Linked DNA regions of Mus musculus: all the other regions are linked to region 6. A link is a loop called in an ENCODE intact Hi-C map of the cell type or tissue named here. Cell type or tissue: left cerebral cortex. All regions are shown on one strand. Region 1 overlaps Gm12223 (a long non-coding RNA gene). Region 2 overlaps Pdlim4 (PDZ and LIM domain 4). Region 3 overlaps Acsl6 (acyl-CoA synthetase long-chain family member 6). Region 4 has its middle 40 kb from the start of Slc22a5. Region 5 overlaps Rapgef6 (Rap guanine nucleotide exchange factor (GEF) 6). Region 6 overlaps Slc22a4 (solute carrier family 22 (organic cation transporter), member 4). Region 7 has its middle 11 kb from the start of P4ha2.

Region 1 (4,000 bases), 250 kb after region 6:
TGTTTTAATATTCAGTTGTTTGTGTGATGGTACGCATGCCTTGCATGTAGGACTCAGAGGACAGTTCTCTTGTTCCACTCTGAGAACCTAGGACAGACCTCGGTCATCAGCTTTGATGGCAGGTGCTTTAACCCACTGTTGCAAGTCCTTGAAATCAAACTCTGGTGGTCATGTTTGGCCACAAGTGCCACCAAGCCTTCTTACTGGCCTGGATGTGTTTTATTTTTATTATCACACTCACCCCAACGTATGGGGCCAGGACACAAATATGTTACAGTATATGCTTAGAGAAGGGGGGAAGAAGGGAGACTTATGTCCTGGTGCCAGATGTGAAGCCTTAGTGTCTAGCCTCCTTTCTGATATGTCCCCAACTCCCTGCTCATAGGGGCACCCTGTCTCCACATCAGTTGTCTGTGCTATTTGGATTGGTCTCCAGGACATGTCTGGGTACTTCTAGGAGGTCCCAGCTGGAGCATCTACAGAAGGAAGTTCCAACAGTCAGAGTTGAAGGCTGCCATCTGAGAGGGAAGATACGAAGCTCCAAGACTAAGAGGCTATACACCTTGGGGATCAGAGAGTGCTCAGGGCGGGGAAAGTCTGTACCACCCAGGATGGAAGTGAAAGGTGAGTCTGGGGTCTCCAGCAGCTGTATGAGAAGCAGAGGAAGCCCCGAGTGACAGTGACTGTAGGGATTGCAGTTGAGTTCATAAACGCTATCTCTCAGAGGCATGGGGGGGGGGGGGGCTTGGGGACACAGAGGAAATCACAGAGGGATCTAAGCTCTGGTGTAGGGGGAGGCAGGGAAGTAGGAAAGAGGGACAGAAAAGCATGTGAAAGTATTATGGGGTGCTTCTGGGAGTGCAAAGGAGCGCAGTGACAGGTGCATACTCAGGCTAGAACTTGAAGCATGTGGGAGCACAGGCTATCAGTAGGGATCCATGCCCATGGGGGCCCCGGGCCAGATGAAGGGCTCTTGTGCCTCAGTGGTACCAGCAGACACAGTGAGGATTAGTGCTCCAGAAGCTCATGAGTCCCACGGCCTGGGCTTCTCTGTGCCTCAGTCTCTTCTACCGTCATAATAGGGGCAATCCTCGACAACTTCGGTCCCCGTGGGGATTCTGTGTCCCTCTTCACTCCAGGAAGACAGCATCTTTGCCCAATACACATCCATGGCCATGAGCCCAAATTCAAGTTTTTTGAAGGAGAAAGAAGCCCCATTCACCCCATGAGAACTCCTTCTGTCAACCTGGGTCTCCCTCTCCTCCATGTTCTCTCACCATCCCAGGCCCTGGAACCCCCATCCTCTCCATTCTTTAGGACTGATTTCTGATGATACCCACAGCTCCCTCCCTCTGCCCTGGCCCTTTCCTATTGCTGTAAATTCAGTAACCATGCACATCTCTACACCTGCCACACCCCAGGCCTCGGTCATTTAGTTTTCTTATCTCCATGGTTGTCATGCTGGTTGGGCTGTTCTGGGAATAGAGAAGTAAGAATGAGGTGAAGGGACCAGCTGAGGTCAGAAGGGATCCTGCCTCCACCTTGGTCACTAGGTCCTCAATCACACTGAATGGTTTGACTACTCAGACTCTCCTGTGCCTAACTCACCCTACACTAAAGACATCTATGTCTTTACCACACAGAACCGGATACCTGACTCCTCCCTGTATCTTGCCCATCCACTGCCTGCTGGGGGGAGTCCTGTCCCTTGGGTGAACTCCTGAGCATCGCTTCTAGTGTAAGGCACCCGAGATCACTATCCATCCATCCCCTTCATGTACCGACCCCCACCTCTCCTTGCATTTTGCTGGCTAACTGGACAGAGTCAGGAGGCTCCAGTAGGCACTAACCTCTATCTCATTATCCCTGCCTCTGCAGGGGGAAAGCCTTGGAGGTCCTCAGCAACTGATTCAAATGGTAATCCAAACCAGGGAGGAAAAACCTTTCTTTGTCTGGTGAGTCTCAAATTGTTTAGCCAGGTTCCTTTCCTTAGATACTTGCCTTTCTGGAAATTTCTCCTTGATTCATTCTTCTGGGGTCCCACATCATCTTAGGTAAAGAAAAGATGTGCCTCCTATCTTGCCCTCCTGGAAAGCTGTACTTGTAAAATTAAGATAAAAGATAAGTGAAATTGCTAGTGGCTGGTGTGACCTACTCTCTAGAAGGTGGCCTTATCAGCCTGTCCTCTCAGATCTACCATGGAGTGTTGCTGCCCTCTGCTGCCCTTTGGATGGACTTACTGACCTAGTACAAAGGGCAGTCTGAGGGCCATGACAGCTGCAAGCCACCCAGCTCTGTGATGATGTTGGATCAGGGAGTCAGTGCCCTTTTTTTGTCTGTGGCTGGGCATAATAAAGGACCTGTCCCCCTGGGTCATTATAACAAGGAATTATGCACAGCAAGGATTGTCTCTAGTTTGAGAGGCTGAGAAGTCTGAAGAGAAAGAACCAATCAGCCCAGTTGCTTGTTAGCACCCCCCCCCCCCCGCCCAGTTCACAGACAGCTGTCACACTATGTCTTCACATGGAAAGGGGATTCAAGGGGCTTCCAGGAGTCCTTTTCTTTTTAAAGACATGTTTTTAATTATGTGTAGGGAGGTGGTGGGACTTCTGTGTGTATTAAAGCCAGAAGAGGGCACTAGATCTCTCAGACATGGAGCTACAGGCAGTTGTGAGCCACCTAAAGGTGTTAAGAACTGAACTTGGGCCTTCCATATGAGCAGTCCATGCTCTTAGCCACTGAGCAATCTCTTTAGCCCGGAGTCCGTCCGTCCGTCTTTCTTTCTTTCTTTCTTTCTTTCTTTCTTTCTTTCTTTCTTTCTTTCTTTCTTTCTTTCTTTCTTTCCTTCTTTCCTTCTTTCCTTCTTTCCTTCTTTCCTTCTTTCCTTCTTTCTCTCTTTTTCAAGACTCCACTAGCAAATACCATTACACAGTATTTAGGGTTACACACTCAGTCTAAGTCCAAGGCACATAAATATTCCTCCAAATCCTATCAAGAACCAACCACAACTTGATTCTGGATTCTAACCTAGGGCAGTGTTTGGGCAAGGCTGTGCTGTCCCCAGACAGGGTCTGAGGTTTGAGGTCACAGGTAAACCTATGTAAGACAGGTCAGTGGTCATTTCTGACTCAAGCTGGCCATAGGCTACAGACTGGACAATTCCAGGACGTTCCACAGGATGTCTGAGAAGGCTCATTCTCACTTCAGGAATGTCGCCTCCTCCTTCCACTCCCTGCCTGCAATGTATCTTGTGTTTCTGAACTCTCTCCTTACCCAGCCACTAACTTCTGCTTATTGTATGTTTCTGCAGCAACAGAGACCTGGGCCACCTCAGTGTCCAACTCAGAGCTGGGGAGAGTGTCAGACATCACTCTCATCCCAGGGCCTTCTGTGTCCCATGAGTGCTCTGAGTACATTGTGGTATCTGGCCATGGCTCCAAAGAGTGTGTCCTTCAGTGAATCAGCTAGGCAAGAGAAAAGTAATGGACTGCTGCCCCACTTCCAGTGAGAGAGGCTCTCACAGCTGGAAAAGTAAAACAGAATTCCAGGGAGAGTCTGTTGGGAGGTGTGTTAACTGGGTTTTTTTCAACTTGACACAAATAGAGTCACCTAGGAAGGTGAAATTTCAGTTGAAGAATCTCTATCAGACTGGCTTGTGGGCATGTCTGAAAGGGGTTCTTTTGATTAATGATTAATATGGGAGGGCCCAGTCCACTGTGGGCGGGCAGGTGGTGTCAGGAACTGTGTAAGAATGCACACTGAGCAAGCCAGTAAGCAGCATTCCTTCTTGGTCTCGGCTCCACTTCCTGCCTTGAGTTCTTGCTTTGGCTTCCCTTGATGCTAGACTGGTCTGTAAACTGAACGAAATCCTTTCCTGCACAAGATGCTTTTGGTCAGTGCTTTAGCACAACGGAGAAGCAAACTAATACAGAGAATGCTTCCCGATTTGCATGCTTGTAAACTCCACCGCTGAGACTAATGTCATGCAGCAGATAACAAT
Region 2 (4,000 bases), 53 kb after region 6:
CAGTGAGAAGCCCTGTCTCAGAACTTACGTTGGAAGAGCAACAGAGGATGGCACCCAACATCAGCCGCTGGTCTCCACATACCTGTGCACACTCAGGGACAAAAGCTAATATTACGCACATACATACAAGGTGAGGTATGGAAAATTCCTATCAGTTATTAATAAGAAGTTAAGTAAATCTGGGGTAAGTGGTCAAAAATTTTAGGGTAATTCCTATGAGAACTTCTGTAAGGGACTGAGGGGAAAGACACTGTTTCTCGCTGTCATTTCAGGACTGGACACGCAGCCAACACACAGTAAATCTTATTTACCAAAAATAATGTGTGGAAACTTTCAGTGTCGGAGAGAGGGAGGAAGTGGGTGGGTCTTGTTGAATGCAGATGGTTAGAATGTGAGCTGATAGCAGCCTTCTGGTAGCCCAGAATACACAGCACAAATGGACATTATTCAGGCTCATTGAACAAATGAGCCGAGGTGGTTTCTCACCCAGAGCAAGCAGTGGGGTAGGTCCACAGATTTAGGATCCTGGACAGCTGTGGGTTCGAAATGCATGTCGTAGTGGTACAGCGCTATGTGCTGTTTGAGTTCATCGAGAAGCCGACTCTGGAAGCAGGGTAATAAGGGTTGCTCTCCTCCCCACCATTTCAGAGACTCCAACTTGGTGTTTGGCTTGCATGTCTGTGTGAGGGCATCAGCTCCTCTGGAACTGGAGTTGCAGATGGTTGTGAGCTGTGTCCAGGACCTCTGGAAGAGTAGCCAGTTCTCTTAATCACTGAGCCATCTCTCCAGACCCGTCAAAGTACCTTCTAAGGCCCCATGCCAGCCTGTGAATGGGCTGCCCCTCTAACTCTGGGACAGAGAGGTGAGAGTGGCTAGCAGTACAGACCAGACATTACTACTGTTTATCCCATGATATGAAAGGGCCTGAATCAGGAAGCGCCGAAGCTCAGAAAGTTTACTCAGAAATTTTAATTGCTGCCTCAGCTTCCCCAGTCAGTTTCGGCTGGGTGTTGTGGCTGTCTGTTTGATGATGTCATCTCTATCTGTTGCTATTTGTCCTTTTATTGGGAATCCTCACCGGAGGGAATTCTCTTCATTAGAAACTCCAACTGACTGCCTTAAAAGGGCTTCCCTAGTCGATTCCTATTGGACATTTTGAGGCCAAGTTGGTTCTGTTTTGCTTCTAACCATCCATCCATCCATCCATCCATCCACCCATCTGCCACTTATTCTTTTAAATTTACCTTACTGCATGTTTAATAAAACCGAAATGGTAGCTTATTCCCCAGACTGTGCGGAACATGGCGATCAACAGTCATTCATCAACCCGGTAACTTTTATAGTTTTAAAAGTGAGAGTCTGAATAGGTTTATGTAACCAAAAGGTACAAGGCAGACCTCACTTCGAGTGAACTGGGGCGCATCCAAGGAGTGTAGAATTTCTACTGCAGGTGGGGGAAAAGGACCAAGCTTCTTAGAGGGAAAGGCAGTGTTAGTTCTAAAGCGCTGACTTTTGTCTCAAGAAAAAGTCAAGCTTGCCCCCTAGTGGGAGGAGGAAGGAAGAGGAGAAGAAAAATAGAGTGTATGGACAGAGAGCGACTTAGGAAGAGAGTACCAGGAAGGGGGCACCACCCATGCAGGCTAGGGACCACCCCTGGCCACTCATGCGGACAACGGGCACACCAGGGCTGTCATGGTCCATGCTTTTTTTTTTTTTTTTTTTTTTTTTTGCATAGGTCTTGATTCTATAGAGATCTCTTGCCTCCCTCCGTCTCTTGATTCTCAGCTTTCCTGACCTCACCCAGGCCAGGCTCCTTGTTACACTACAGCAGCAGACCATAGTATTAACGACACTATCCCTTATGGCTTACTCTGCCATCCAACTCAGGCTGTGGGAACAACATGAGAGCTGTCTGGCTCACCACTGAATCTAATGTCTAGAACAGGCCTGACACCTGAACCGATCTTACAACACATTGGAGCTATGGCCTGCACTGGAGGTTATCAGGCCAGACACTAGCTAGTTCCAGAGCAAGCAGAAGGACTTTATTAGAAAGGCCAGGAGGACATATATTTACACAGGCCATGAGGGAACATTAAGTGAAGCAGAGGCAAGACAAGATTTTCCAGCTCAGACAAGTTCCACCTTAGCATTGGGGTATACAGCCACCACATCATATCCCTCCGGCGGCTTGACTCGAGCCTTGGCGTGATTCTCACAGTACAGCCGTTCATCTAGGAAGAAGTACCCACGCTGTTTGAGATTCAGGCCGCAGTCGCTGCACATGAAGCACTCCGGATGGTAGAGCTTGTCTCTCGCCTTGACAATGGTTCCCCTGTTGTGGAGGACAGAGGGACAGGTGACTGACAGATTCTAGGACAAGCCTCTACCCATGGCCTTGGAAAACAGAAGTGGGGTCGTGGGGGTGCAGGTGGGCAGACTGGGTACTCACACGATCCCGTGGCCGCAGCGCGTGCACTCTGGTAGCCCCTGCAGGCCACTCAGTGGAGCACCGAGCTTGCTGGCTGCTGGTTTGAGGTTCCGGGGACCACCAGACCCAGGCCGATCCCCTGAAATCCAGAGGGCAGGTGGTATGGATGGGGTAGGTGAGATAAGAACCCTACTTCAGCAGGATGTTGCTTCTGGAACACGATGACCAGAAGCTTAGAGGACAAGTTCTTGGTTTGTATGAGGTAAAGGAGAGTCACGTGGGTGGTGGAGTGGGAATCGGGAGGGTGAGAGCACAGTCACAGTAAGGCACAGAGGGATTTGAAGAGGGGGTGGATGGCTAGAAGGTGTGGATTGGGTGGTGTTGGAAGGTGAAGGGTAAACTGGGCACGGTAGGGGGAGGGGAGGCAGGGGAGGTAAGGTGTTGGGAGTCTTACCGCCCTCGCCAGCCTCTAGCATGCCCTGCAGGTAGCGGAAGGATCCTGACTGTTTCGGCTCCGAGGCTGTGGGCTCTGCTGGCTCCCTTAACATCCTGTATACCTCTGAACCCAGGTCTACCCTGCAGTCCCGGTTCCGAGGGAGAACCCTGGCTGTGTCGGCACTGGGAAGGGGAGAGATGGAAAGCCAGCATGGTAATTCCAGCCTTGGGCCTGGCAGCCTTCTAAGTCAAACTATAACTATGTGAGTTGAGGCTCTTAGATCAAACGACAAGGGCCAGGAAGGAACTGTAGAGATTTGAAGGATTAAGATTGATCTGGGTGTGACTTCAAAGGCCCGGCCTCTGTCCTACCTGGTGGGTGGAGACACATGCAGAGCGCTCATCTGGGCTGGCAGGGTGGCCTCGTTGCTGCTGCCATTGTGAGGGACTGGAAGGCGAGGTGGCTGACCATATGGAGATCCCAGGCCCGATCTGTTGTCCTCCAGACTAATCCCAGAGACTGAGGAGCGCCTGCTGGTGGCTGGACTGCAGTCCTGTAAGAGCAAGATCTGGAGGCACTAGGAGGCCCTCTGACCTTTGACCCCTCCTATTGACTGTGTTGGCTAGCTACCTCTGTTCTGACATTTCCAGGCTATTTGCCCAGCCGGCAAAAGGGTCCATGGTTGGAATACGAATAGGAACTCGTATTCTACAGTCAGAAGGGGCCCTTAGTTCTTTCTTGAAGGTCCTTCCAAGGGAAGTCTGAGGTGCAGGGGTATTTCTAGGAGGGTCAGCTCCTCTGGGCCTGCATTCTAGTCCTAGTCCACAGAAAAGCAGCAAAAGTAGCTTTCTTGGGGCAGAGCAAGCAAGGAGCAGAGACTGGGTCTCACCACTCCAAGAGCAGCCTAGTGTCCATGGTTGGAGGGAGAGTGGCCTGAGCTTGCCTCTCAGCTTATAAGGACAAGGTAGGGGCTCTGTGGCTCTGAACAGGGTCTGGGTGTGTATGTCCATGCAGAGTCCAAAACTATGCTGACCTCAGCCCTCAGGCACGCAAACACACACTGCAATGTGAACAGGGCACACATACTCTCATAAGTGCATTTAAAGACACATACATGGGTAAGGACAATACAC
Region 3 (4,000 bases), 350 kb after region 6:
GTTTATCTAACCCCACTGCCCCATAGCTTGGAAGGGAGCTGTCTAAGAGGAGGTGATTTGTCCCAGACCACACAGCTGGTTCATGGCAGAGTCAGATGTGAACACAGGCTCTCTGCCCCTTGCCAAGGAAAGGTGGATCTCATGTGTACTGGGTTAACAGGTATAGATAAGATGGAAACAGTACACAGCTCTTTCCGATTAAAGCACCCACCGCTCCATCATGGAATTGTCTTGACATCTAGGGAGAGTTGCTGTTCTGTGTTTCAGCAGCAGATGCAGGCTGGCATCTCTGGTTCTACTCTCCCTGCCCTGAGCCCAAGCTTGCATAGGAGTGACAGCACTTCCACGCTGACCAACAGACCACTTTAAACAAAGCATGCCCTAACCCACCCACAGTGACCTCTTGGGCCATTTGCCTCCCTTTCTCTCCCGGAGAGAGGTATAGATTGGCATGGCACCAGGTTACCCTCAATAGAGAAGAGACCTATGTGTCTCTCTCACTGGTTGACCTTAATTCAAAACTTTGTTCCCTCTATCTGCACCGCCCCCCCTCCCTGATTTGAAATGTGTTATTGTTTCACTTACATGGTTCAATTCAGGAATTGAAGAAAGCCATTCTGGATGACATGGTGATGCTGGGGAAAGAAAGCGGACTGCATTCTTTTGAACAGGTAACTGACCTTTCTCACCCACCCACCCCCCGCCCCCATGTTACATAGAAGCATGTTGACCCTGACCTGGCCTCTTTCCCTGCCTGGTATGTGGCCAACCAGAAGGCTACACACACAAAGACCCCCTGAAGGGCTGTTGTGAGCCAACTGACACCTCCCGCTCCTGAGCTAAATGAGGTCGCTGGACAAGTAAGTAAGGCTGTTGCTCGTTGCCCTTACAACCGCAGGCGATCATAAGGCCGAAATAGAAGCCTTGCTGTCCCCGAGAGATCATGTGGGCCGGTCAGGCTCCCAAGCACCCTACCTTATTTTTACTTTTATGGGCACTGCTGTCTTAGCAGCTGCAGGCAAGCTTACTTGCTAAGAGGACACTATCAGCCCAGTGGCCTTTCTGCAAAGGAGAAAGAAACAAAGCCCCTGCAAACAAAGGACACTCAGTTCCTCTGAGACTCTCTGTAGCTGGGCTCAGGACTGAGCATGCTCAGTCCACCTCCCTGCTAGCATCTGTACTCTTAAGTAAAAGCCAAAGAGAGGAAGGTTCCAAGTAGAAAATAGTAACACGCTAATAAAAATTTTATCCTTTGGACTTTGAGATAATTGTCTTTTATCAGCATCCATAATTGTTCTCTGGGGACAGCAACATAGATCAGCAAGTAATGGTGCCTGCTGTCACACCAGATGACCTGAGTTCAGTTCCTGTGCCCCATATAATGGGAGAAGAGGACCAACTCCTGAAAGTTGACCTCTGAACTCCACACATGTATGTGTGTATTTGTACATGCATGTGTGTTCTGCACGAATGCTTGTTTACACACATACACACACAGAAAGAAAGAAAAAAAGAGGGGGGGTAAACAAAATTTTTTTTCAATAACTGCTTTTTCAAAGGGTTTGGTGACACATGTCTTTAATCCCAGCATGTGGGAGGCGACTCTTTGAATTCAAAGCAATCCTGATCTACATAGTTCCAGAACAGCAAGGGCTCTGTAGAGAGACCCTGTCTAAAAAACAAACAAACAAACAAACAAACATGTTTTCTATCAAAATCGCCCAAAAAATATAGTATGAGGGATCTGCAAGGCTTATAAGAAGTTTTAAATTTTAAATGCAGTTTTGATGATAGCCTACAACTAATTTTAAAGTTGTTTTTAAGTGTAAAATTCTTATGTTTAATCTGAATCAAAATATGTTTATGCACAAAGGTTTCTTTTTTTATTGTTGTGTTGCTTGGCTTTGGACAGGGTCTCATGCTATAGTGGTTTCAGGTCAGAGCAGGCTGGCCTGCTACTTCTTATGTAGCCCAGGCTGGTCTTGAACTTGCTGCAATTCTCCTGTCACAGCCTCCCAAATGTTAGGATTACAGGTGTGAGCTAACTACCATATCCAGCTACGGTTTTAAGTGTTTAAGATTGTTTTCCTCTTGGAACAGATGTTTAAATCTAACCAATTTGAGAAACCAACTTTTGCTTGTCAGTTAAGTGTTTCAGGCTGGCTAAAGCTCGACTCCAAAGCACGGTGGCTAATTGGTACTTTTCAGAGTAGAAGGTCCATATTTGCCGCTATGGTTATTTCAATTTCCAAATGTGGTAGAACGTATTGTGTGGTCTGTCCTTAATGGGGATCTGTGTGGCTGGATCACATGTGGTCATGTGGTTCAGGGGCTACCCCTGAGTGGTTCCAGACCCTGTATCCTGGGGCAATTTGAAGGACCAGCTGGGGCTGCACCTGGTGACATCCTTGTGAATTCCCAAGCTCTGTACGCCATCTGTTGGTGCTGAGATGTATAACCTACACGGGACACAGATTAAAAACTAAAATGAAATTGGGGGCGGGGAGGAGGGAGGGAGGAAGAGAGAGAGGGGAGAGAGAATGTGTGTGTGTGTGTGTGTGTGTGTGTGTGTGTGTGTGTGTGTGTGTGACATTTATTTCCTTAAGATTATTTTAGGAACCTTAAAATCGCAGTGTTCTCCATTGCCTTTGGTTAGAACACTAATGAGGAAAGAGAGTCCTTGAGTTTCCCTGTGCCTGTGTAGTTTCTGCTCTAATAATCTGCCCTCACCATGGTAACCTCAGATGCAGGAAAGTCATGTGGCATCCCAGAGGTCTTCGGTGTCATTGCCAAAGTTGTCACCTCTTGGTCTTCTCTGTCATTCTGTCCTCATTGCTTTATGCCACCCCAAGACACACACACACACACACACACACACACACACACACACACACACACACACACGGAGCCTCTGCTGACGAATGGCAGGACTCCTGTCCAGAGGAAGGTGCACTCCGGACACAGGCTGTCCCTCACAGAGGTTGCCCCAATTGATCCACAGTCCATGTTTGCCTTGGTCTTTTCCCTTTTCAAAATTAAGTGGCCAGAGGCTGGGGGTGTGGTTTAACTGGCAAGTCGTTGCCGAGAATGTAGCCCTGGATTTGACACCCAGCACCACGTCCACTAGGCATGGAGGCAGTGTATATAACCCCAGCGCGAGGAAAGTAGATGTAGAGAGATCAGAAATTCAAAGCTGTCCCAACTACAAAGCAAGCTCCAGACCAACTGAGGCTCTAAGACCTCGTCTCAAGCGAACAAACAAAGCAAACAAACCCCAAAACCATCAACCAATGATAGTAGCCCGCACAAAAATCATCAACCAATGATAGTGGCCCGCACAAAAAAAAACCATCAACCAATGATAGTGGCCCGCACAAAAACCATCAACCAATGATAGTGGCCCGCACAAAAACCATCAACCAATGATAGTGGCCCGCACTTGCCATCCCCTCTCTGGGGAGGCTAAGACAGGAGGAGGAGCAGAGACTCAGGGCCAACCCAGGGCTGTGTAGTGAGATTTTTGTCTCAAGGGAGAGGGGGAAGCTATTAAGGATTAGCCCTATTTTTACAGGTGGCTCGCCTGCATGTATTTAAGTGCACTACGTGAATGTATGCTGCCCTCAGAGGCCAGAAGATGACCCCACATCCCCAGAATGGTTGTGAGGTGCTGGGAACCAAGCCACTGTCCTCTGCAAGAGCAGTAAGTGCTCTTACCTGCTGAGCCACCTGTCCAGCCTTGAAGGATTAGCTCTAAACACATGAAGAATGACCTAACTACATCCAGCGTTTACGTTATCCTGTATAAACTTTAGGAGTTCAGGGTTACCGGGCTGGGTTGCTTGTACTAAACTTTGAGTTAGAAAACAAAAATGGATTTACTGTGGCATAAATTCCAGAAACATGCAATTCTAAGAAATAGGTCAGCCATTAGTAATTGACAGAGATCTTTAGAAGATGCATATCTAAATGAGTAGATTAATAAATAAATAAATAAATAGGA
Region 4 (4,000 bases), 70 kb before region 6:
TTCAAGTACCACAAAAGAAGGCCTTTGCCTTGTGCCCTGAGTAGCAATTTCAGGGTGTGTCCTGGGAGTAAGGAAGGGCAGGGTGGACAATGTTGATAGAAACCAAGATTCGGGAACTTCAGGGAGGATGGGGTTTCAGATTTTTAAAGTCACGGGCTCAGATAAAGGCCATTTTATGTCATAGGGCAATCATGCCAGCTGTGGTGGTTTGAATGAGAGTGGTTCCTTACAGGATCATACATTTGAATATGTTGTCTCCAGTTGGTGGAACCATTTGGGAAGGCTTAGAGGGTTAGAGGTGTGTGTAATAGGGGACTGGGGCTGGTGTTTCAAAGGACTTGCATTATTACTCCTGCTTATGGGTCAAGATGAGAGCTCAGAGCTATTCCTGCCAGCATGCCTTTGGTCAACCATCACAGACTCTGACCCTATGACTCCTCATGCTCACAAACAAACGCTGGAGAAACCAGGAACGTTCATCACTCAAGGGTGTCTCCTCAGAGTAGGAAATAAATACCTGTTTTCCATCCAGAAGCCTGGGAGATGATATTCTTAACGACCCAGTGACCTTTGCTATCTGTAGAGCCAGACCTCACCCAAGTACCCAGAATGCTTATTTTATCTTAGATTCTCTTCCTAGTCCTTTAGCTCCCAATCAGTACTATCCATCCTCAGGGGGGTGTCACATGTACTTTATAGCCTGCTGATCTCTATGCTGTCTCAGTCAGAGACCACACCAGATCCTAGACCCTTGAGGTCTAGAACCCATCTTCATAGTCCCATGTACTCTGCAAAGGAAATTCTATGCAGTCACACATTAAGGGTTATTGCGTGCCTGAAATCAGGATAATTGCTGCCTGGAAACTTTTCCAAACCGTACTTGGTTAAAATATGCTTACACCACCTGGCATCAGACTCTTGATTCCTGATAGTTTGGTTCACCCTAACTGAGCCTAGCTGAACTGAGTTTTCTTTTCGCCTCTTTGAGGTTCCTTTCCCTGTTGGCCATAATGCTTGAAGGGACCCCCACGTGTAAGCCCAATTAAACTCTTTCTTTTATAAGTTGTCTTGGTCATGGTGTTTTATCCCAGCAATGGGAAGTAACTATTACAGCTGCCTTCTGACAATGTTGTTTTCTGAGGAAGAGGCCAGTGTCAGACACAGAGACTGTCTTGTCCAGGAGACAAGAAGTGGCTCTTATAAGACCCTGTGTGGAGTCAGACTCTAGGAGACTTGCCCATGACTCTCCTCTGTGTGTGACCAGTCACTGGCCCGTGAGACAACACTATCTCTCTCAGCTGTCAGGACACACCCCCGTCCTTGAACCTTGAGACACGCTATTCAGAAATTAGCTGCCTCTGGAGTTTCCCAGAGCTGGCAGAGCTGCAGCAGCGGAAAGAAGCTCGTTTCTGTTCTGCTTTGGGAACAATTCAGGTTCTAGAATCAATGAAAAGGGTAATTCCTAAGATGAACATTTACCATCCAAGCATCCAGATTCCCAGAGCAGGGAGGATAAAAGTGCAAGGACAGATAGAACTTCTCAAATGAAAATCTGTTGGGTTTCAAATCTAACTTTGAGGACTCCCCCCCACGCCCCAACCCCCAAAGCCTGGAAAGTAGCTATTCTATTTCTAAAACACCAGAGGGCGCTGCTGCGCTGAGGAAAACCAGAAGTCACTCTGACTTGTCCTTCATTCAAGTCCTTCTGGGACTTGGAGCAGCCTGGGATGCCATCTTTTCTGGGACAGATCAGTTTTCAGCGACACTTTCAGGCCTTCAGACCTAAGATCGTAACACAAGTGTTATCCCAGAACCTAATGTTAGCAGTTTCCCTCCGAGCCCGCTAGAACGTGAAGGGTGGACCCAAGCAGACAGTGAGCCCTGTGACTGCAGTCTTCTCTGTTAACTGTTGGCCTGACACACCTAAGCTCCTGCCCACCCGTGACCTGGCCCTCTTCTTCTCTACCCTGCACTCGAGGCCATGGCCACGTGGGGAGGAGGGTTGTGGAAGGCGGTGCCAGAGCTGTGGTACTTGAGGGGGCTGGGGCTGCTGCTGGGCGGCTGGCTGGGCCTGTGGATAAAGTGCTTGCAGTACAAGGATGAGGATGTGAGCTCAAATGCCCAGGACCCGCTTAAAAGAGCTGGGCACTGTGGAACACGCCTGAGAACCCAGTGCTGATGGGACAGAGACAGGAGGCCTCTGGGGTAAGTTAGCCTGAGAGCTCCAAGTTTAATGTAAGCTTATGCCAAAGAATAAGGTGAATGGCCAGCTGGCTGGCTCAGTGCCAGTCCTGGTCAGCTGAGTTGACTCCCAGGGCCCAGCGTGGTGGGAGGAGAAAATTAAGTCCCACTAGTTCTCTGCTCTTTACATATGTGCACCCCTCTCCCCAAAACATTAAAAAATAGTTTGGGGAACAATTGTGAAATACGCCCAGTGGTTCCCTCTGGCCTGTACATGCCCATACTCCTGTGTTCATAGTTACACACATCTTGTGAGCACACACACAATACAAACAAACAGAACGTAAAACTCATCTGAGGACCGACTGCCTGACACACTCCTCACTCACTGCTCCTGTGACAGGGAAGGACTGCTCTGGCTCCCCTGTCACACTTCTCCCTTTGTAGGCCACCAACCATCTGCTTTCATAGCCCAGAGCAAGGACTTCAGATCCCTGTTGTCTCTCTCCAGGACGTCCTGTCCAAAGCTCCTTGCTCCTGAGAATGCGTGGACGGCCAGCCCCAGGAGGGCTATGAGATCCTCGGGCCACTGTCCTTTCTCTTAGGCATCTAAAATACCATGGGTCAGGCTATAGCTTGATGGGAAGCACTTTCCCTCTGTCTCTCTGTCTCTGTCTCTCTCTGGTTTCTTGAGACAAGGTTTCTCTGTGTAGCCCTGAAAGTCTTGGAACTCACTCTATAGATCAGGCTGGCCTCAAACTCCGAGATACACCCACCTCCCTACTGTTGGGTGGGATCAAAGGCATGTGCTACTAGTGACTGCAGAGAACTTCCCTTCCTTCCTTCCTTCCTTTCTTTCTTTCTTTCTTTCTTCCTTTCTTTCTTTCTTTCTTTCTTTCTTTCTTTTTTGGGGGGGGGGTGTTTGGTTTTGTTTTTCCGAGACAGGGTTTCTCTGTGTAGCCCTGGCTGTCCTGGAACTCACTCTGTAGACCAGGCTGACCTTGAACTCAGAAATCCCCCTGCCTCTGCCTCCCAAGTGCTGGGATTAAAGGTGTGCGCCACCACTGCCTGGCTGGAGAGAACTTTCTTAACATGCATGAGGTTCTGAGCTTAGCTCCTGCACTGGCTGGCTTTTTGTCAACTTGACACAAACTAGAGTTGCAGGAGAGGAAGGGGCCTCAATTGAGAAAATTGCCTTAATAGGATGGGGCTGCAGGCAGGCTTGTAGGGTATTCTCTAATTAGTGATTGATGTAGCAGGACCCATCCCATGTTGGGTGTGGCCACTTCTGGGAAGGTAGTCTCAGGTTCTATAATAAAGCAGGTTGAAGAAGCTACAGAAACCAGCCAGTAAGGAGCACCCCTCCCTAGCTGTTGAATTCCTGTTCTGACTTCCTTCAGTGATGAACAGGGATGTGGAAGTGAAAGCCAAATTAACATCTTCCTTCCTAACTTGCTTTTAAAAGGTCATGGTGTTTTATCACAGCAATAGAAACCCTAAGACAGATCCCAGTGCTGTGATGATGATGATGATGAGCTGGTGAGGTGGATTAGAGAATAAAGGTACTCGCTGCCAAGCCTGACCACCGGAGTTCAATCCCAGGGATTCGTATGGTAGAATGCAAAAATCATCTTCTGTAAGTTGTCCTCTGAGCTTCATATGTGTGCTAATTCATGTGAATGCACCCCCAGTACACATACAGAATTAATTTAAAAATTTAAAGAGTCTATACAGAAAAGGAGGAAATGGAAAATACAATTGTCATTTTAAAAGTTATAAAATTGTCCCATAAATGGCCTGTGATTTAGCAGTTAGGAGA
Region 5 (4,000 bases), 530 kb after region 6:
TTGTATATTAGTTACTTTTCTCACTGACAAAATACATATCAAAAGCAACATAAGGAAGAATTATTCTGGCTCACAGTTTGAGGAACAGAGAGAACATGATGGCAGGGAGGCATGGCAACAGGAGCTTTGGCAGCTGGTCACACTGCACCTCCAGTCTGAATGCAGACAGGTGCTTGCTGGTGCTCAGCGGACTTTCTCTTTTCTTGTCAGTCCAGGACACAGCCCATAAGGTTGATTGTGCATCCATATTAACTTTCTAGAACACCATCATTAGACAAGGCCTAGGGTGTATTACTACTTTCTAAATCCTGTCAAGTTGACAATTAAGATTGGCCATTACACTGTGTACCTACAAGTGTAATTTTGGAAGGCCATACAACTGCAGATTGGGAATGTTTTCAGAAGGGATGTGGGCTGTATTTCCATGGTATAATGTTTGCCTGTAATGTGTGAGTTTTTGGAGTTTGATCCCTCACCAATGCAAAAGTAAAAGAAAAAAGTATTGTAGATGAGATTGTGTCTATACTGAACACAGACTTTTTTCCTTTGTCATTCTTTAATACCATATCACAACATTTTACCTAACAACTTCAGAACTGGTGGTTTGATTAAGAATGGCCCCCATAGGCTCCTAGAGTGGAATGCTTGGTCACCAAGGAATGACATTATTAAAAGGTATGACCTTAAAGAAGTGTGTTACTGAGGGTGGACTTTGAGGTTTCAAAAGCTCAAGCTCTCTCTCTTTCTCTCTCTCTCTCTCTCTCTCTCTCTCTCTCTCTCTCTCTCTCTCCTGATTTAGACATGCTAATAAATGGACTAAACCTCTGAAACTGTAAGCCAGCCCCAATTAAATGGTTTTCTTTATAAGAGTTGCCATGGTCCTTGTGTCTCATCACATCAGTAGGGCAAATACTTTCTCATCACTGCCTTAGTTTTTCAAGGTAAAACTAAGACCACCAGAGACCATTACACAGAAACTCTTAAAACTGAAAAGAAATTCTTTATTGCTGGCCTGCAGCTGCATTGGGAACTTGCCTACATCATGCAGCCCCAAGCCTTTCTCTTTATGCACCAAAAACATATCCTGGTTGTCATAGTTCAGATAGCAGGAAGCAGAACTACAGAAGCCAGAAAGCAAGGTTAGTACATTTCGAGACTTCCTGGAACTGTAGACTAGGTCTTTGATGGGTTACATCTATGTTCCTGTTTTGGCACACTTTGAGGCCTACATGTTATGATTTACAGTCAGAACGTTGCTTCTAGCATAGTGTCTGTGTTTCTAAGGTCTGGGGGCCTGTTACATTAGCTATATCTCAGAGGTTCTGATAAATTGTGCTTTGATTTTCATTTGAATCTAGGTATTTTTACATTTCCTCCTTGAGTTCTTCATTGGTCATTCATAATTGCTCAGACCCATTACCATTCAGAGAGAAGAAGACAAACTACTATTAGCAGCAAACTGCAACAGACTCTACACAGTAAATACACTTGACAATGGATTGAAGCCCACTGATGTCATCTGTTAATTATCACAGGACATAAAATGACAAGGTTGCATATAATGTGCTTTGAAGTTAAAATCATTTAAGGTCCAGCACTGGGGAGGCAGAGGCAGGTGGATTTCTGAGTTCGAGGCCAGCCTGGTCTGCAAAGTGAGTTCCAGGACAGCCAGGGCTATACAGAGAAACCCTGTCTCCAAAAACCAAAAAAAAAAAAAAAAAAAAAAAATCGTTTAAGGGGTTAGTGTGGATATAGTAAGTGGATGAAATAAATGAAGGGGAAAGGCAGGAAAAGGGAGAAATACATTAAAAGAAAGGAAAAAGAAGCAATAGAGAAGTATAGAAGAGAAGAGAAAAGAACAAGAAATTAGAAAAAAATTAAATGAAAAATAAAGATTTCCCAATAATGAGAAAATTCAAAAGCGAAATTAGGTAAATGCAAGAAGGGGACTAAAAAAGATAAGATCATCTAAAATAGCTTAAAGTGCTATTTAAAAATAGTGTGGGAACGAGGAGGATACATGGCAGAATGATATAAGAGAAAAGAGAAATATATTGTTCAATAAATTTCTGTGCGTGAGGGCTGGAGGGGGTCAGTTAAACTGGGTTTCTGTCTTTCCTAGAGCTTATGCTGTTGCTGTGTTTCTTAGGTAAACTTGCGGTGTCTAGCACTGCTGTCTTCATTGATAATTTTCCTTGTCTGAACACCAGCGGCCTCTGCTGGCCATACTTAAATTGCACCCTGTGGCAGGTTCTCTCCCCTGGCAGAAGTTCTGTTGGGAATGTTTCTCTCGGGTACCTCAAAAGTGTGAGAAAAAGTCAAAGCACATGGGAAGGACATGTCTCCGTACTTTAAAGATCTCCTGGTTTTCAATCACTCTGCTAGATTGATATGTCAGTGGTTCTTTAGTACACCACAGAACCTCCAACGTTCTCAGGCTCTTTTGGAAGTGTTGATGGCTCCAGAGGTTGATGAGCTACTGATCTCAGGCTATCAAACTCCAGAATCATTTCAATAAATGAACTATTGATAAGAGACTATCATCCTTATGTACTTGCCTGCTTGGATGAGTCCCCCCAATTCCCTGTGCCCTTCAGCTTGCCAGCCTTTATCTAGCTCACTGTTCTCTATAGCTGTTTTCCTGGGCCTTCCTTCATCCTATGTCTTTGGCAGGCCTGATTGCAGTTTCCAGACCTCTGGTTCCCCACTCAGCTTAACAATAGGTTCCATCTCAAGATGGTATCTGGCTCTGCCATTGGGGTCTAATGTAAAGTGATGAAGTGGAACTTCAGTTTATATTGATTTTTCCACCAAAGGAATTTGTTTCTCACCAGAACCTCCCAACAGGATTTGAAGCTTATCAAGGCTTTGTACTTTTCTTGACTTGCTTGGCTTATCTTTTGCCCTTGCTTCTCCCATTCCCCGCCTGGGCACAGATGCTATGCTTGCCTACTCTTTTTGGTTAATCACATGTGGGTTTTTTTTGGCATTTTCAGATATTCTTTCACTCCCTTTGTGGATTTCCAAAACTCTTTCATGTCTTTTTCTGTTTGGGATAGTCTTGTCTTCTGACTTATTCCATCTGGTCAAATACCTCTTGCAAGTTCAGGGTGGTAGTGGGGGGGGGGTTGTGTAAAGTGTCAAAGGTCATTGGTATTTTGATACAGATTACATTACATTGAGTCACTAAATTACTTTGGGAGGCAGAAACATTTTAAACAGTTATATGGAATTTTTCTACTTTGTAGATGTGCTTGTGTACATAAATGTATGAATACATAACATGTTCATATGTTCGTGCATTTCGTATGCATGCATTCCTCAGTAGTATTTTATTTATTTGGGTGCACATATATTTAGGAAAGTTACTTTCTCTGCTGAATTAATCCCTTATCATAATACAGTGATATTTCTTGTCTCTTTTTACTCTTGACCTTTGTTTTTTTGTTTTTGTTTTTCTTTTGGATTCCATTTTAATGATAGAAGTATTCCATTCCTTTACTTTGCATCTGTATGTGTCCTTAGAGTTGACCTGGATTTCTGATAAGCATATAGAGTAGTTTTTCTATTTAATCATTCTTTGTGTGTTTGGGAATTGTTTATTTGCCTATAATACTGAGGATTGAGCCTGAAGCCTAGTACATGCTAGGAAAACAGTATTATACCCCGAGACTGTTTAGCTGGGGACCTTAACTCACTCAGATTCAAAGTAATCCTGGAAAGGTATGCTGTTACCATAATCATTTTGTAATGCATTCTCTAGTTTTGTTGTTGCTCCTATTTTTTTTCTTTCTCCCTTTCTTGTAGTCTTTCTTGATGGTTTAGTGCTTTACTTACTATTTGGCTCGAGTAGTGTGGCTTGATTCTTTATTACTTTTGGTTTGTATATTATAGATTTTTTTCCTTATGGTTTCTGTGATGCATACAAACATCTTTTAGTTTTAACTATTTTTAAATTGTAGCACTTCAACATGATCATAAAGGTACGAACAAACCAAAG
Region 6 (4,000 bases):
ATTCAGTGAGAGAGTGATAGAGGAAGACATAGGGCATCAATCTCTGGTTTCCACACATGCACATACACACACTTGAACATCACACATGCACATACACACATGAATAGAACCCAAACAAATCAGAATCCTAGAGCAAACAAACCTCAACACAGTGATAAAACCAAGATGTAAGCCGTATCTGTCAACCTATGCATGTCTAGCTTTCAAGAAGAAAATTGCCTGGGGCAAACCCTTTTGTCTTATGGACCAGTCCTTCAGCTGGGATGCTAGTGGAGACACCAGGGGAATGTGTCTTTCCCACTTGTGAGGCGGAATGTCTTTCAGTTCTTCTTGGGCTGATCATTAAACTGGCTAAGAGAGAAGTTCTCTCTGAGGGACACCAGGAAGGGGCCCCGAGTCTGGCAGATGCAAGAAGCTCCCTGTGTGCTCACCTGGGGGAAAGACCCATGGCAGAGATGACTCCCAGATTGGCTCACCCAGATCCCTGTAGTCTCCCTCTGTCCCATGGGCTTCTGATCCTAGGCAAAGCCTGGCTTCTCAGGGTCTCTGGAGAACAGAATCCCCACATCCCAATACAAGAGCATGTCCTAGTTCTGACGAGACCATGGGCAGCTCCAGGAGATTATGCCACTAATTGGCTCCTCTACCTTCCCTTTGTCATCCAGCCCCAGGAAGCACTGGGCACTCTCCATAAGGAGGCAGCAGGACATGCACCCCAATGCAACTGAAGCCTGCTGCACATTCTAGCTCAGGAGACAAGCCTGGGGAATGGATGTGCTAGGATGGACTGAGGGGGCAGTGCCCTGCATCATAATGGGTAGAGAGTGTGGGCTCCTCTATGCTAAGTCCCCCTGTGAGGGTTAATACTGCTTGTCAATTTGATGGGATCTAGAATCACCTAGGAGACAAATCTCTGGCATATTTGTGAGGGATTTCTGTTGTGGATTGGTTCTAATGCTATTTGTGTTCATTCGGCTCCCAAAATCACAGGGAACCCACACGTCTGAACTGAGGGTCCCTGTCCCCAGTTGGCTCTGACTGGGAAATAAAGTTGCCAGCAGCCAATGGATGGGCAGGGAGACAGAGGTGGGGCCTTTAGGATTCCTGGACAAGAAATGCAGAAGAGAAGGAAGAGGGCATCCCACCATGACAAGGGTGTAGGAGACCACACCGGGAAAGTGCAGGAGGGAGAGACGGCTGAAATGTAGATGCAAAGGGGAAAGCAGCCCCTGGAGGACCCCAGAAGGGTCCAGGGCAGCAAGGATAAAATACAGATTTAGTAAGTGTGTTAACTCAGGAATATTGGAGGGGAGTGTGTTAGCCACATGGAGGTTCAGAAGTGGCCTAACCATTAAGCTAGTTATACCATATTAAAATATAAAGTGTGTGTGTGTGTGTGTGTGTGTGTGTTTCCATCTGGGATCCAGAACATAAGGGCAGGTGGTGAGAAGTGTGTGTGTACCTGCCAGGAGATAGAGCAGATTTAACAAATTACCTCATCAGGTTTCTAGATCGACTTAACTGGGGAGAAAGGTCCCCATAAATGTGGGTGGAGCCAGGGTATGGGAGAGGGTGCTGGGCTGAATAAAAAAGAGAAGGCCAGGTGGGCACAAGCATTCATTTCTCTGCTTCCTGACTGGAGATACAGTGTGGTTGGGGGACTCCAACTTCTGCTGCCACGACACAGAAAATGAGATCTGGGTTTTTGAGATAAGCTAGCCTATGGTATTTGGCTATGCTATTTCATTCAAATAGGCCAGGACAAATTTATATTTCAAGTTTAAAGCATTTAAAGGTTGGAGTATAGCTTAGTTATACAGTGCATGCAAGAAGCCCTTGGTTTGATCCTTAATACAAAAAGATATGTACATTAATAAATTAGTGAAAAACAATACAAAATAGGTGGCTGATAAAAAGCCATGTAATTGATGTAGTTAAATCTCAAATATGACTGAGATCCCTGGTAGCCAAAGTTATAGAACATGCCATCAAGTGTATGCTCATTGAAAGGGAAACATATGGATTGGATCAAATGAGCTTTAAACATGTCTAAAGAGAAGCTACAGCAAGGATGGCAGGGGTGGGGTGGGGTCGTGGTTGGGTGTTGATGTTAGAAGTCTGAAAAATACTGAATTAGTGAGCTCAGTCAAGGCAGGAGGTGGTTAGGTTTTCTGAAGACAGAGAACCAGAGGGCGCTGTTGCGCTGCAGGAAAACCCGCAGCCACCAGGTCCATCCTTCCACCAAGCCCTCCCTTGCTGAGAAGCGGTTCTTTACAGGGGATGAAGGAGATCCACTGCTGGCATCTTACCCAGCAGTCTGTAGGCAGGTTGAGGGTGCTATGCCTGAGACTAACACAGGGCCTAGAAAGCTGGGGTGAGAGGGTCAATGACCCTGATTTTGAGTCTCACTTCCCCCACCCTGGGAGGTGTATCCTGTGTGTGTTGCTCTGAGGAGCATGAGTTTAGTTGGCCTTTTGTACTATCCTAAGACTCTTGCAAGCCTAGTGAGGTTTTTAAGAGCAGCCTAGAAGAAGGCTCATTCCTGTACTGCTTTGGGAACAATTCAGGTTCTGGAATCAACACAGAGATTAATCCCCAGGATGAACATTTTACCATCCCAAGCATCCAGATTCCCAGAGCTGGGAAGATCAAAGTTCAGGGAACTTCTCAAATGAAAATCTGTTAGGTTCAAATCTGGCTTCAAGGAAAAGAAAACCAACAGAAGCCTGGAAAGTAGCTGTTTTACTCGTGAAACACCAGAGGGCACTGCTGTGCTGCAGGAAAACCAGCAGCCACCATGTCTGTCTTTCCACAAAGTCCTCCTCCCCTGTAGAAGTGCCTGGGATGCCATCTGTTCTGGGACAGATCAGTTTTCAGCGACACTTTCAGGCCTTCAGACCTAAGATCGTAACACAAGTGTTATCCCAGAACCTAATGTTAGCAGTTTCCCTCCGAGCCCGCTAGAATGAGAAGGGTGGACCCAAGCAGACAGCGAGCCCTGTGAGTGCAGTCTTCTCTGTTAACTGTTGGCCTGACACACCTAAGCTCCTGCCCACCCTTGACCTGGCCCTCTTCTTCTCTACCCTGCACTCGAGGCCATGGCCACGTGGGAAGGAGGGTTGTGGAAGGCAGTGCCAGAGCTGTGGTACTTGAGGGGGCTGGGGCTGCTGCTGGGTGGCTGGGCCTGTGGATAAAGTGCTTGCAGTACAAGGATGAGGATGTGAGCTCAAATGCCCAGGACCCGCTTAAAAGAGCTGGGCACTGTGGAACACGCCTGAGAACCCAGTGCTGATGGGACAGAGACAGGAGGCCTCTGGGGTAAGTTACCTGAGAGCTCCAAGTTTAATGTAAGTTTATGCCAAAGAATAAGGTGAATGGCCAGCTGGCTGGCTCAGTGCCAGTCCTGGTCAGCTGAGTTGACTCCCAGGGCCCAGCGTGGTGGGAGGAGAAAATGAAGTCCCACTAGTTCTCTGCTTTTCACCCGTGTGCTATGGCTTGCATGCACCCCCTTTCCTCATACAAAATAAACATTCATTTAGAAAAATAGGCAGAGAGCAATTGTGAAGGACATCCAGTGTTTCCCTCTGCATTAACCTGCCCACACTCCTGAGCTCATACTTATGCATACATAAACACTCACAGAGACAGACAGATAGACACACAGATAGACAAACACAGACACATAGAGACATACATACATACATACATACATACATACATACAGACAGACAGACAGACACAAGTTAAATAAGTAAAATGCATCAGAGGATGAGGCTGTCTGGCATAGACCACTCCTTGCTCCCAGCCGGGGCTGCTCTGACTTTGTCCTCCCATCCAGAGGGACCCTCACGTCCCACCCTTCCCAGGTCTTACATCACTTACTGCTTGCAGCTCTTTTCTTTCTACACAAACGTCTCTGCTCTCTACAGACATAATAATATTTGTTATGGTGAAGTGTTGTTGTTGTTTTGCTTTTAAGAGACATGGTATTGCTACATAG
Region 7 (4,000 bases), 87 kb after region 6:
GAGAGAGAATGGTTGGCTTTTGAAACCCCAAAGTCCACCCCTGGTGACACATTTCTTCCAAAAGAGCCACATCTCCTAATCCTTGCCAAATGGTTTCATCAATTGGGGACCACACATTCAAATATGTGAGCCTATGGGGTCCACCACGCTCTCCAGCATAGGTAATGTCTGTTATGTGTTACTTATGTTTAGCATGACAGAATGTTCCATGAACTCATAGTCCAACCACAGAAGCAACCCACAGCATCCTAGGAACCCAGATAAGGACAGGGAGGCAGTCCCACGTGTCCTGAGGAATTCATCTCAGCAGGAGCAAGGGGATTCTGGGTTCGTCCAGGATTCTGCCAGTCACCTTCCCATGCGCTTTCCTGACCTTTCTGCAGGATTAGTTCTTGATTTTGGCCATAGGCTTCTACATCCCTGGATGCCTCCAAGGCTGCAAGTAAACTTAGCGGCTGCTGAGGCCTTCACAGGCTGGGCAGAGGTTTGGGGACTTTCCCGACATCCTCCGTGTCTTCCATACTGGAAGTCCCAGGCTGAAGCTACTCTCTAGGATCTGGGGAACACTTCTATCTGCCCATGTGCTCATACTGATGTGGTAAGCAGGGGTCCTAGATGAATCTTGTCACACTGGAGACCTGGGCGCCCACTCAGTCAGAGGGGCTTTAAAATTAGTTATTTAAGAAAAATAAACATTAAAAAAATCAAACAACCCAATTTTAAAAACTGGGGCATGGAATTAAGAAGAGTGCTTTCAAAAGATAAAATCACATGGCCTTGAAACAAACAAACAAACAAACAAACAACAACAGCAACAAAACTCTTGCATCCTTAGCCATCAGGGAGATTAAAACTACTTTGAGCTTTCATCTTATCCAGTCAGAATGACTAAGGGGAGCACTTCATTGCTGACAGGAGTGAAAACTGGCACAGGCACCATGGAAACCAGTGTGTCAGTTCCTCAAAAAGCTAGAAATAGATTGCTATACAATACAGCTATATCACTCTGGGGCATATACCCAAGGGACTCTATACCCTACCACAGAGAACTACGTCCATGTTCATTGCCATTCTTTTCATGATAGTTGAGAATTGGAAACAACCTAGATGTCCATCACTCTGTGAATTGATAATGAAACGTGCTACATGTACACAGTGTCAGCTGTTAAGAAAATGAAAGTAGGAAATTCATACGTAAATGGAAGCAATGTAATGCGTACATATTATGTATGGACTACATATGTAAGCTGGAAAAGTACCATTCTGAATGAGGTAGCCTAGACCCAGAGAGACAAATGTTGCATGCTTTTTCCTCACATGTGCATGTTAGCTTTGCATTTTCAGATACGCGTGTCCCATCTGACCCATAGAGGTCAGAAAGGAGCCGAGGCAGGGCCTTTTAAGGGAGGAGAAACAGAACACAGTGATATAGAAGGCTAATGGAATAGGAAGGGTTAAACTGGAGCTTGGGGGTGGGAGGACAGGATCGAGAACTGAATATCAGGAAGGCTCTTAGAGCAAGGCCAGTGATGACACTTAAACTGAGTGTCCCATAGTGGACTTCACTCCCCCCTGGCGGCCATCTTTATTTTTGCAGCTAAAACAGTCTGAGCCAGAATGACAGACATTTCAGGGGAGGGCTCAAAGGTCCCTCTTTCTTAAGGCCCCACAGGTCATTGTCTTGTGCACATTGCCTTGTGTTAGTACTTTGAGCTGGAGCAGGAGGAAATGCAGTCTGGATGAGGAAAGAGGGTGAGCCTGGCTTGCGGCTGTTGGTGACTGCGGAGGGAGAGTCCCGATTGTCCTGGACAGCTATCATCAGTCAGTGTCCCAGAGTGTAGCTGCTTTGAGAAGGCTGCCCTTCTGCTCTTACCATGTGAATCATGCACTTTTCAGCCAGGGAGGGACACTCTCTCAACTGTCCCTACTCACCCAGGGCGCTGGTTCCAGCAGATGAGGGAGGAAAACAGTTTGCTGGACCCAGGGCCCTTAGATAGCTGCTTCAGGGTAAGGATCAAGTCAGGTTCTGGTTTGCTTTTTTAAAAAAGATTTATTTATTTATTTATTTATTTATTTATCTATTTATTTATTTATATGTGTGAGTGTTTTGCCTGCATGTATGTACATGTACCATGCGTGTGCCTGGTGCCCACAAAGCTCGGAAGAGGGCACTTGAGGGTTGTGGGCTGTCATGTGCATGTTGGGAGCTGAGTTGGGTCGCCTGCAAGAGCAGCTCTTGAGTGCTGAGCCACCTCTATACCACCTGAAAACCCCAATCCCAGTTTAAAGATTTAGGTTCTAGACCAAGGCCAAGGAAAAAGATAAAAGACAGGGGACAGAAGACAAACTTGTCCCTGTCATGTGAGAAGACAAAGCCAACTTGGGCACTGTTTTAGATAGGGTTTTACAAGTCTTATAAAGGACAACATTTAATTGGGGTTGGCTTACAGGTTCAGAGGTTTAATCCATTATCATCAAGGAACATGGCAGCATCCAGGCAGGCATGGTGCTGGAGGAGCTGAGAGTTCTACATCATTATCTGAAGCTGCTAGCAGAATACTGGCTTCCAGGCAGCTAGGATGAAGGTCTTAAAGCCCACACCCACAGTAACACACCCATTCCCCAAAGGCCACATTTATTCCAACAGGGCCATACCTTCTAATAGTGCCACTCCTTGGGCTGAGCTTATACAAACCATCACATGCCCATATGTGAATCCCTGTGTGCTTGCATAGGTGTGTGTGTGTGTGTGTGTGTGTGTGTGTGTGTGTGTGCATGTGAGTAGTCTATGTCAATGTTTTGGCTTAGCAAGAACCTTTCATCTACTCTTCCTTTCATCTTGCCTTTCAAATGCAAGCTTTTCAGAGTGTTATGCAAGTTTCCAAGTTGTGAAAAAATGCAGAAAGTTACAAAAGGAGGAAATACAAATATTATATGTGAGTAGAAGTAACATTTTTATATGGCAATGAGTCTACTGAAGCTCAGCCATGTTTTTACAAGGTTAAATTACAAAATGTGCTTTTATGGGATCTGAGCATTCTGGAATGTGTCAGATGCAGTATGAGGTAGTCAGAGACTCCAGAGGAATGAAGAATGCGTTGGCCTTTTTGTATTGAGTCAGGGAATTGGGCCAGTGTTCCTAATGACCAAGTTCAGATGTGGGAGTCTACTCAAGGGAGAGGAGTTTGGTGAGAGTTGTGGCCAGAGCTGATCCCAGCAGAACATTTGAGGCAGCAGAGGGGCCACAAGCAGGGCTGGGATACTTGGACACATGGGAACAGGCCATAGTCACACTGGTGCCCCAGGTTCCTCTGATGGAGTGGTAGCTTGGGGCTAGGGGTAGCTACTTCTACCCCATGTGGTGATCTTGTACGAGTTACCCAGATAACCATTTTCTAATATCCTTTATTTCTATCTTTTTGCTGGTGTTTGGGATCTGGGCTAGGTTCCCAGGTTCTTGGCCTCTCTCATTCAGAGATCTGAAAACCAGGGCTCACACAGATTTGCAAAGAATCAAAATAAGTTTGTTGGGAGCAAAGCATTAACACAGATTATAGAGGGACATACTGTCGGGAGTGCAGGCGGGCACACGTGTGAGAGACTCAAGAGTTTCCTCTTATGGCGACCAAGAGAAGAGGCTGGATATTAAAAGGTATAGTTTGGCTAATTCTCTATTTTGATCAATAGATTAGATCATACAATATTTTTTCTACTGTACATATATCCTTTCCCATCTGACTTTAACCAAAGGCATGCCTAATTATGTTTAGCATAATCATAAGGTGGTAAATAGGGGGTTTCCCCTAAAACCATTGTAGATGGCACAACTTGTCTTACTGTGAATGTGTGACAAACCAGTTCAAGCTGGATTGATTGATTTGTCCTTCTGTATTTCAGAGCAGAATATGTTGGGAATACACTTGAATAGAAACTGTCTAAGTGTGCTTGTCAAGAGGGGCAGGGAAACTTATAGCATTGTTCAGAGATGAGAGCGTGTGTA

What was found. Hi-C counts contacts between places; a loop is a spot of excess contacts. Peaks named below come from ENCODE experiments on the same cell type or tissue, not always from the same donor. Only the 100,000 strongest peaks of a DNase experiment are listed, where the experiment ranks them.
Region 1: a loop joins it to region 6, with 10 times the contacts of the local background. A loop is called at or near these places in 27 of 42 quality-filtered maps.
Region 2: it touches region 6 in a loop (8-fold over the local background); 29 of 42 quality-filtered maps call a loop at or near these places.
Region 3: it touches region 6 in a loop (2.0-fold over the local background); 5 of 42 quality-filtered maps call a loop at or near these places.
Region 4: a loop joins it to region 6, with 5 times the contacts of the local background. A loop is called at or near these places in 10 of 42 quality-filtered maps.
Region 5: it touches region 6 in a loop (3-fold over the local background); 3 of 42 quality-filtered maps call a loop at or near these places.
Region 7: it touches region 6 in a loop (9-fold over the local background); 23 of 42 quality-filtered maps call a loop at or near these places.

Annotation. Positions count from the first base shown.
Region 1 is chr11:54,254,970-54,258,969 of GRCm38, forward strand. Gm12223 (a long non-coding RNA gene) reads left to right here. Exons shown (of 9, transcript XR_003949549.1): 7 at 458-624; 8 at 1,879-1,955; 9 at 3,311-4,000. Among named protein-coding and RNA genes, the nearest start is that of Csf2, 7.1 kb to the left of the region's middle. In left cerebral cortex, a CTCF peak has its summit at 2,217 (motif pointing left); a DNase peak (open chromatin) is centred at 2,206.
Region 2 is chr11:54,052,905-54,056,904 of GRCm38, forward strand. It overlaps Pdlim4 (PDZ and LIM domain 4), which reads right to left. Exons shown (of 7, transcript NM_019417.3): 4 at 3,239-3,420; 5 at 2,886-3,049; 6 at 2,453-2,570; 7 at 2,024-2,335. The coding sequence ends at 2,131. Among named protein-coding and RNA genes, the nearest start is that of Pdlim4, 14 kb to the right of the region's middle. RefSeq lists an enhancer at 3,759-4,000. In left cerebral cortex, a CTCF peak has its summit at 1,530 (motif pointing left); DNase peaks (open chromatin) are centred at 378, 1,536 and 3,482.
Region 3 is chr11:54,352,392-54,356,391 of GRCm38, forward strand. It overlaps Acsl6 (acyl-CoA synthetase long-chain family member 6), which reads left to right. Exons shown (of 21, transcript NM_001033598.1): 20 at 600-671. Among named protein-coding and RNA genes, the nearest start is that of Gm12224, 9.1 kb to the left of the region's middle. In left cerebral cortex, a CTCF peak has its summit at 2,421; DNase peaks (open chromatin) are centred at 1,056 and 2,410; H3K27ac peaks cover 507 bases.
Region 4 is chr11:53,929,915-53,933,914 of GRCm38, forward strand. No RefSeq gene overlaps it. Among named protein-coding and RNA genes, the nearest start is that of Slc22a5, 40 kb to the left of the region's middle. In left cerebral cortex, a CTCF peak has its summit at 1,644 (motif pointing right); DNase peaks (open chromatin) are centred at 1,281, 1,641, 1,905 and 2,230.
Region 5 is chr11:54,532,905-54,536,904 of GRCm38, forward strand. The region is part of intron 1 of Rapgef6 (Rap guanine nucleotide exchange factor (GEF) 6); the gene reads left to right. Among named protein-coding and RNA genes, the nearest start is that of Rapgef6, 12 kb to the left of the region's middle. In left cerebral cortex, a CTCF peak has its summit at 2,219 (motif pointing left); a DNase peak (open chromatin) is centred at 2,215.
Region 6 is chr11:54,000,118-54,004,117 of GRCm38, forward strand. The region is part of intron 3 of Slc22a4 (solute carrier family 22 (organic cation transporter), member 4); the gene reads right to left. Among named protein-coding and RNA genes, the nearest start is that of Slc22a21, 22 kb to the left of the region's middle. In left cerebral cortex, CTCF peaks have their summits at 2,177 and 2,761 (motif pointing right); DNase peaks (open chromatin) are centred at 2,204, 2,495 and 2,787; H3K27ac peaks cover 370 bases.
Region 7 is chr11:54,087,507-54,091,506 of GRCm38, forward strand. No RefSeq gene overlaps it. Among named protein-coding and RNA genes, the nearest start is that of P4ha2, 11 kb to the right of the region's middle. In left cerebral cortex, a CTCF peak has its summit at 1,575 (motif pointing left); DNase peaks (open chromatin) are centred at 964 and 1,569.